Regions from separate parts of the Homo sapiens genome. Here region 2 is linked to region 1. A link is an interaction called in ENCODE POLR2A ChIA-PET data of the cell type or tissue named here. Cell type or tissue: OCI-LY7. All regions are shown on one strand. Each heading gives the region's core, and the rest is flanking DNA. Links, peaks and the distances in the headings are about the cores only.

Region 1 (4,404 bases), core at 261-4,260:
TGGGAATCTATTTCCAGATCTCTTTGCTTTTTTTTTTTGCAAACCTCAATCCAATGGAGTCTCTAAGTGGTAGACCACAGCTGCTCCAAGCTTGCATCGTATCAGCTTAGCTATTCCTGTTGAGAAACAAGACAAGTTTCCAAGTAGTCCCAGAAAGCCAAGAATTAAGGTGTATCTGTCCCTGTCATGTGCCTATCTCTGATATTACCAGACCTGGCCCATGCAGAGTTACAGATGGGTTAATACCACCATAAGCGCATGGACCAAAGTTAGGGAAAGGATAGTTTTCCAAAGGAAATGTTAGGTCCTAGTATCATATGTGGAGAGGGGATACTTGGCAAGTAAAACAGTACCTATCTACCATGTGGCCACAACAGGGCAGATCAGGGTCCCTGGTAGGATGGAGGCAGCCATCAAGCATTATGGTATCCCTGAATAATCCCTTCCCAGTTCATATGTAAACCAATCCTCTTAAATTGTTAATGCATTTAACATAAGGATGGATTCAGCAAAACTGTATCAATAGCAAAACATGAGGGGTCTCCAGCTAGTAGCCTGTCCTGCATAGCCATCCATGACTACTGCTCTAATTGATTTTTTCTAGAATGTCTAAAGGAAGATGAAAGTAGAAAATGAGCTGTAGTGGACAAGCATTTTTAAAATGAGCCCAATAATGTAGCACTTTTGGGTGCTTGATAATTGTTGCAAATCACATTTGCCTGAGAAATTTCAATTCTATAATAATTGTACAATAGCAGAAAGATCTAGATACAAAAATATTCATTGCAGCATGGCTTGCAATAGTGAAAAATTGAAAACAATTTACATATACTTCAATAAGGAAAGGTTAAAACAATGGTATACTATGCTACTATTACCTGAAAATATTGAAAAGATGAAAAGATGTCCAATAACATTTGATGAATAAAGGTTGAAAAATACATGTAGTAAAATCTCATTTTTGTTTTTAAAAAACATATATGCATGCATGCATCCATGTATAGACAAAAAGGATTTGAAAATATACAATAAATTATAGTTAATCACATTTACCTTATGGTACTGCAGAACATCAGAACTCATTCCTCTTATCTAGCTGTAATTTTGTAATCGTTAACTAATCTCTCCCCATCCTCCCCTTCCCCCTGCCCTTCCCAGCCTCTGATAGTCACAATTCTACTTTCTATTTCACATAATAAAAGTTTTTAAAGAGGGGAATAATGGGGTGGGGGATCTGGAATATACATAAAAACTCAAAAATAATTACAAATTTGTTGCCATCAAAATATAAAAAGAAAAAAATAGTTACATCTGCAAAATGGGATTGTGTGAGGAAGTTTTTACCTTTATACATTTCTACCTTCTGTATGTTTGGATTTTTACAATAAGTATGTGTTATTTTCTAGCATCTTTTGAAGTTTTTTTCTTAAAGGCATAAGTAATATCTAAAGTTATTTTTCATCCTTCTAATGCCGTCTACACAAAGATAACGATTTTTCTTGGATGGCCCCAATCTCTCTTCTGTAAGATCTTTCCCCATTTGTCATATCCATAACTCATAACCTCCTCACCCTTCACTGCTCTCCATTTTCTCTATAAAGTGAGCCCAGTCAGTACTTGTAGGCTTGTTAAGCATTACTTCTAATAAGAAAGACTAACTTGTAAAGCAAATGTGGAAATGTACTAATATAGCATCAAGCACAAAATAGCCATTCAATAACCGAACTATTTAATTCCTTTTTTTTCACACTTCATCCTTTCCCTAATTCCAGAAAGAACTTGAACTGGGTCATAACAAAGACAAATTTAGACAGACAGATAAAGATATCTCATAGGTAGAAATAAAACTGAGTGATTATAAACTAATCACAGGAGGCTCTGTTAGTCTGATGAACAGAAACACACGTGATAAAATCACAGAGAGGTAAAATAGAAAATGAAAATCAGGATCAAGAAAAGGGAAATAAAAATATGCTGGACATCATTCAATAACTATTTGCTGATGGTAATTATAGGGATGGAAAACCCATCAGGCCTATGGAGCTAAAATTAATCAGCAAGTATTCACAGAGTGCCTACTGCTTCTATTACTGGTTCTGGCTTCCTGCCTGCCCAGTGCAGAGGCTTGAGACATTTGCGTGACATTCAGCTTGTCAAGACAGAAGGAGCAAAATAAGCAGACAGAGGCTCACTGCAGCCGCCTATACCCATCATATTGTTGGAATCATATTCAAGTGAGACAAACTCCTTCAGTGGAAGACGATAAAACTAGCTTAAAAGTTGTAAACATCACTTCATCACCCAAAAAAGGCCCAATTAAGTGGAGATACTATTTCTGCAAAGCAATCATCAATTCATTTGTGTAACATTTGAAATTTCAAAGTACAAACCCACATTCTATTAAAGGCAGGAAGTGAAACCAATAAAACTTGTAACAACTATACTTAATTTTCAGGGTTCTTTCCATTGCTGACAAACATTTTAAGTCATGTCTATTCTCTTAAAATGTAAAATATGATGTTTATGTCACTGTTAATATTTTGATAAAAAGCTATTGTCATGGACATCTGGGTTTTTTTCTGCATGCCCAGAAATCCCTTTTCTCCTATTTAAATTTAAAATCTCCAATTATTTGGAGAAGCACCTCCTCTTCTCTCTCTTTCATTTGTACCCCATTCTTAGGTGTCAGTGGTGGGCACTTGAGCTAGGCTTTGCCCATCATAGTACACATTCCTGACATCCCTTGGTCATAGTTATTGGTCCAGGGATAAGCATTTGAACCAACTAGACCAGTGAAACCCCTCCCAGGAACAACTACTAAAATTATGGGAAAAGAACTCTTTCCACTGAAGTTACTAACCTGGCAGGATGTGTTAAATCCAGGTGCCACAGGCCACCAGGTGGAGAGGTGGAGATAATCTTTCCAGAAAACAAAACAAAACAAAACAGGAAAATGAAGCTAAGGGATAAAATTTAAGCCCTTTGGACTTCATTTGAGCCCCTGAATCCAGTCATGCCTCCTGAAATTAAACTTCCCCTGGACTTTTCAGTGAATCAAAAAACTCTGTTTTTAACAGTGGGGTTTCTTATAAATGCACCAAAAAATGACCTAATGAATGTTGTCTACAAGCTTCCATTAGAAGTATTATCTTCAAGAGAAAAAAAAAACAAATAACTTGAAGAAAACCCTTCATAATTCAAGTCAGTCCTGCTAACCTCTAGGAAACCCTCCGTGACCACCATCTCCATATCCACACCCATTTTCCTAACCTTAAACACCAGATGACTTCTTGAAGCTTATGAAGTGCCCTATGCATCTAACACATTTCTGTAAGTCTGCATTGTTCTATAATGACTTGTAACCGTATCTGTCTCCATTTCCTCCAGAGAAGAGATTGTTATCATTTTGATATCCCTGCAGCCTTATACTGGGGCCTAACATATAATAGTTGCTATTTTGTTGAAGGAATTGTATTTTGTTGAAGGAATTCTCTTTTGTTGAAGGAATGAATGGAGAGAATATTAATTAAGAAAGTCTCTTCTATTAATAAACATTCCCTGATTGATTGAAACCATGCCTAAAATAGCTAATCATCAGAAGACCAAAGTAAACAACATATCCAAACTGAATCCTCAAAGTGTTAGTCATTGGTAGCTGTATAGCTGAGAATCTTTCCTTCTTCTGGTCATTAGGGTTGAAAGGGTGGGTGAATGTGGAGACATGATTCTTTCTTTTGCAAAACATTTACTATTTTTTAAACTCCATAAAATGTAATAACTTCTCTTGAAAAATGTTAAAACCCAAACAAAAAAACCTGTAATGTGGAATATAGATTGTAGGTTATAATGGAGGAAGCAGGGAAAGTGGGGAAAACTGTGGTTGCCAGAAGTTTTCTGATAACTAATAGGCAAGACAATAGGGTGGCTTTTGGTAGGGTCCTTCTTTATGGCATAGCAAAGAAAAATAGGAATGAAGAAGTGAGAAGCATGAAAGGGGACAGCAATATATGTGTAACACAGGGTGATTCAGTGTGAGAGTTTTATAATTAAAATTGCCAAATGTGAGAAAAAAAAATCTACTATAAATTGGGATAGGCTCAAGGCATGGAGATGAACAAATAACCCCTCCATGTGGGCAAAAATCAATGAAATTACTAGATGAGTAGCTTAGTATGTGAGTTCCAGTTGCAACATGTTACTGGTATTTGGGGCTTCCCCTCCCCCCTCCCCCCCTGCACTTTGAGGCAATTCGACATTTGACTAACAATCCAGCCTAACTTTCTCCATCTGATATAAAGATATTTACCTTGAAATCCTAGAACTGCCAACATCTCCTACTTCCTACTACAACCCTCCCTGACTCCTTTTCTCTGGCACAGCTTTCTATGCACTCACCCCATTCAA
Region 2 (4,404 bases), core at 284-4,283, 650 kb after region 1:
ATAGTGTTCTATAAAATGCATTTAGGAGGGTGTGGTGGCTCACGCCTGTAATCCCAGCACTTTGGGAGGCTGAGGCAGGTGGATTACTTGAGATCGGGAGTTTGAGATCAGCCTGGCTAAGATAGTGAAATCCCCTCTCTATTAAAAATACAAAATTAGCTGGGCGTGGTGGCGCATGCCTGTAATCCCAGCTACTCAGGAGGCTGAGGCAGGAGAATTGCTTGAACTTGGGAGGCGGAGGTTGCAATGAGCCGGAATCACGCCACTGCACTCCAGCCTGGGTGACAGAGTGAGACTCCGCCTCAAAAAAAAAAAAAAAAAAATGCATTTAGGACATAAACACTAACATAGACTGCAGGAATAAGGACATATAAGATAAAGCGATAATTTCTAGTCTTCTGTCATTTTAGTTATTGCAAAATAGGAAGTCTGTCATGAAGCATTAGCAAACTTTCTAAAGCAAGTGGGAAACTATCACTTCCCAACTTCGAATCCTTATTGATGGATGGGCTTTTCATCCATGGGAATTCACATTTCTTTTGATGGCTCCGGTTTTGAGATGATGCTGTGGTTTTTAGTGAGTGCATGTGTTTGTTGAAGGTGGCTTAGTGGCAGTGAAGAGGGCAATATTTCAATAGATAAAGTATTCTGATCTTCTTTTCATCTATGGAGAAGCCAGGATGAAAAATCAATGCTAAAATGGATTATCCTCCATCTAAACACAGGGCGAATGGGATACAATGTCTGTTAGGGGAGAGTGAATATTGGCAGATTTCTTTACTTCCCCATTTTCCTTTGTATTTCTTTTCTGGAATTTCCCATCACTATATTTCTATTTTTGACTTTAAAAAGTTAGTAGCTGTTGGCCGGGCGCAGTGGCTCACACCCGTAATCCCAACACTTTGGGAGGCTGAAGCAGGTGGATCACGAGGTCAGGAGATCGAGACCATCCTGGCTAACATGGTAAAACCCCATCTCTACTAAAAATACAAAAAATTAGCCGGGCGTGGTGGTGGGCGCCTGTAGTCCCAGCTACTTGGGAGACTGAGGCAGGAGAATAGCGTGAACCCGGGAGGCTGAAGTTGCAGTGAGCCGAGATCGCGCCACTGCACTCCAGCTTGGGATACAGAGCGAGACTCCATCTCAAAAAAAAAAAAAAAAAAAAAAGCTACTAGCAGTTAAATTCTCAAACTAAAGCATTCTATCACTATAAAGACTAAACATTTTTAAAGATTGTTTTGCCTGAAAAGTAACAATGTGAACTACTCCTGTGCTTCCCAAAGCTGGTCTGATGATATAGGCCAGTCTAGAAAGTTTACTTTGATCCATAATGAAATGAGAAAAACAATGACCATGTAAAGTTTTTCATGAAGCTTAATATATTCCATTTGAAAGAGTGCTTTTTGAGATTATGTTCTTCCTACAAATTTGGCATTAATATACTTTTTTGTATTAACATACTCCTTTTTTAAATAAAATGATGAGTGAAAATAGTAGCTGTGTTTTTAAGAAATACCCACTGGGGCTCACGCCCAGGAGCTGGGCGAATCACCTGAGGTCGGGAGTTCGAGACCAGACCCGTCTCTGCTAAAAATACAAAAAAATTAGCCAAGCGTGGTGGCGGGTGCCTGTAATCCCAGCTACTCTGGAAGCTGAGACAAGAAAATTGCTCGAACCCAGGAAGCAGAGGTTGCAGTGAGCCGAGATCGCGCCATTGCACTCCAGCCTGGGTGACAGAGCAAGACTCCATCTCAAACAAAAAAACAAACAAACCCCACTGGCAAAATTAATATTTGGAAGTTTTATGTCCCTCCAACTTTGTTTGTTGTTTGTTTTGTTTTTTATTCAAAAGTTTAGAAACCTCTTCTTAAGCCCAAGGCAGTCATGTGTCTAGTTTGCTGTGTTCCCTGTGACTTGCAGAGTGCCTAGCAATACTAAGCAACCAATAGAGTTGGTCAGCAAACTTTTCTATAACAAACTTTTAGGCTTTGTAGGCCATACAGTCTTGGTTGCACCTACTCAACTCTGCTGTTGAGGCAGAAAACCAGCCAAAAACAGTGCATAAAAGAATGAGTGTGGTAACTATATTCCAACAAAATTTATAGACACTGAAATTTGGATTTCATATAATTTTTATGTCACAAAATAGTCTTTTTTTCCCACCATTTTAAAATGTGATAACCATTCTTAGTTCATGGACCATACAAAAACAGATGGTAGGCTGGAATTGGCCTGTAGGCTGTAGTTTGCCCACCATAGGGCCAAATGAAAGAAAAGAGTGACTAAGTACAGAGTAAGACCAGAAATCCAGAAATTTCAAATGCGTAGGTACCAACTCCTCTTGGCACTGAGTGCCCGTGACCTCAGGAAAGTCAATTTAAGATACCAGCGTAGCCTAGTTTTCCAGCTATAAATTAGGGAAAGCAATTCAAATCTATTTCTTCAGGCTATTGTTGATGAGAGGTATTATAAATTGACAGCAAGGAAACATGTTGCAACTAAGAAGGACCAAATAATATAACCATGACTATAAAAGAAAAAAACTAGTAGATGTATTTACTAAACTAATTTAAAAGTTTCAATTTTCTGTTTCAAAAAAAAAAAAGATGGGAAAAACAGGAGTCCCACTGATTACTGTAGAATTATTTTTGAAATGGGCTATTGGTGGAATTACAGAACCAAGGAGCTTTAGGGCTAAGAGAGATCGTGAAAAACTTCCAGTTTGATCACATTGTTTTAAAGGCAGGGGAAAATACCAGGGAAAAAGATAGTTGCCCAAGGTCACTTATTTAGAGAACGAGAATAATCTAATAAGACAATATATCTTCTGAAGACTGAATAGGAAATAAGGTCATATAATAAAAAGAGCATGGGGTTTTGAACACTGGGTTCAAATACTGCCTTCCACAGTTAACGTTTTTGAATTTCAAGCAAGTTACTTAACTGAGTCTCAATATCTTCATCTATAAATCAAGGACAATAATATTTTGTAGAGTTATAGTTAAGAACAAGTGAAGTAATGTACACAGTAAATTGTTGGGCATATAATTTAAATGCTCAATAAATGAGGATTTATATTATATGAAATTTCAAATCTCAAAATTTACCACAGCTGCTAAAAAAAATTGAAATTACAGTTTCTAAACTGAGCTAAGAAATGAAACCCACATATTTGATGTTCTAACAAAACTAATTTTATCTGTATTCATTGAAATACTTCTTGAATTTCTATTTATATATTTCTGGAAGACAATACAGTGCTGTTTTTAAACTTGAAACCACAAACTAACACACTTTCATTGTAGGATGGAATTTGATCGCGTTAAAGCCAATTTGTCACTGAAATACCCCAAAGTTCATTCATTATGGAGGAATCCTAGACCCTGTAAACTTTTATTTCGGTTTCTTATCTGACAATAATTTGGTAAATAAAAGAAATGTAGTACTTAAAATACATAGTTTCTGCAGATCATATTGGGGCAAAAAAAATACATAAAATGCCCTCATATTGTCATTTCAAAGTAATGCTAACAGCAAAATCTTAAACATCAGACAGACATAGGTTTTAACCACAGCTCTGCCACTTCATGGCTGTGTGACCTTGGACAATTTACTTAGTCTCTCTAAGCCTCAGTTTTTTTGAATGTGAAATGTGGTTAATAATAATAGTATCTACCTCACAGGGCTGTGTGATGATGACATGATAGGATGCACATAAAATGCTTTACTTAGACCATTGTCTGCAATATAGTAAGTGTTCAAAAAAAAATGTTAGCAAAATTAAATATCATATTGTTGGGAGAGGAACTTTGACAAATTCCATTTTCATAATCTTCTGTTTCTTCTGGTGGGTGTTAGATAAAACTTGAAAAGAACTGATTTTCAGAGTAATATTGTAAACTGTAAACAGTTGCTCATGTGAAGATAGAACTGGAGGTAGATTTCTTCCACTGGTCTATTAAGCGAGGAGGAAACCAATAACCTTGAGGGTTTCTAGGAACTGGGAACACAGGCTCAATTCAGGATTCTAAAAAGGAACAGATGAATTGGTTACTTTGGAGACAGCAGAATCTAGCCCTTCAGAGATACTTCCCTGCCCTCCCGATTGAAAGTAATTCCCTCTTAGTTCACTAGAATGTCAGTTCCCTGTTGGCAGATCTCATGTTGGGTCTATCTGCTTCATGGCTATATCATCAGCTTCTAGAACAGTGCCTGCACATTGCAAATTCCCAGTAACTACACAGCAAATGAATAAATGAGTGATTTTATGAATGGACAACCCTGGCATATGCTCAGTGCTTCAAATTCTCCTTAGAACTGTAAACAAAAGGTGAACTGATCTTATAGCTGTTATAAGAGGAAAAGAGAAGTATGAGCTCATAACCACACAGGCCCAGTACTGAA

Evidence for each region. ChIA-PET counts read pairs that join two places held together with the same protein. Peaks named below come from ENCODE experiments on the same cell type or tissue, not always from the same donor. Only the 100,000 strongest peaks of a DNase experiment are listed, where the experiment ranks them.
Region 2: POLR2A ChIA-PET joins it to region 1 with 5 read pairs; 3 of 35 experiments call an interaction of 5 or more read pairs at or near these places.

What each region holds. Positions count from the first base shown.
Region 1 is chr5:143,412,094-143,416,497 of GRCh38, reverse strand. It overlaps a transcript of NR3C1 not described here. Among named protein-coding and RNA genes, the nearest start is that of NR3C1, 11 kb to the right of the region's middle. In OCI-LY7, for the core only: CTCF peaks have their summits at 1,692 and 1,895; a DNase peak (open chromatin) is centred at 2,117; H3K4me3 peaks cover 2,337 bases; H3K27ac peaks cover 1,794 bases.
Region 2 is chr5:142,758,709-142,763,112 of GRCh38, reverse strand. It overlaps LINC01844 (long intergenic non-protein coding RNA 1844), which reads right to left. Exons shown (of 4, transcript NR_110558.1): 4 at 2,120-4,027. Among named protein-coding and RNA genes, the nearest start is that of ARHGAP26, 9.5 kb to the left of the region's middle. In OCI-LY7, for the core only: no CTCF peak of the experiment used is centred there; no DNase peak of the experiment used is centred there.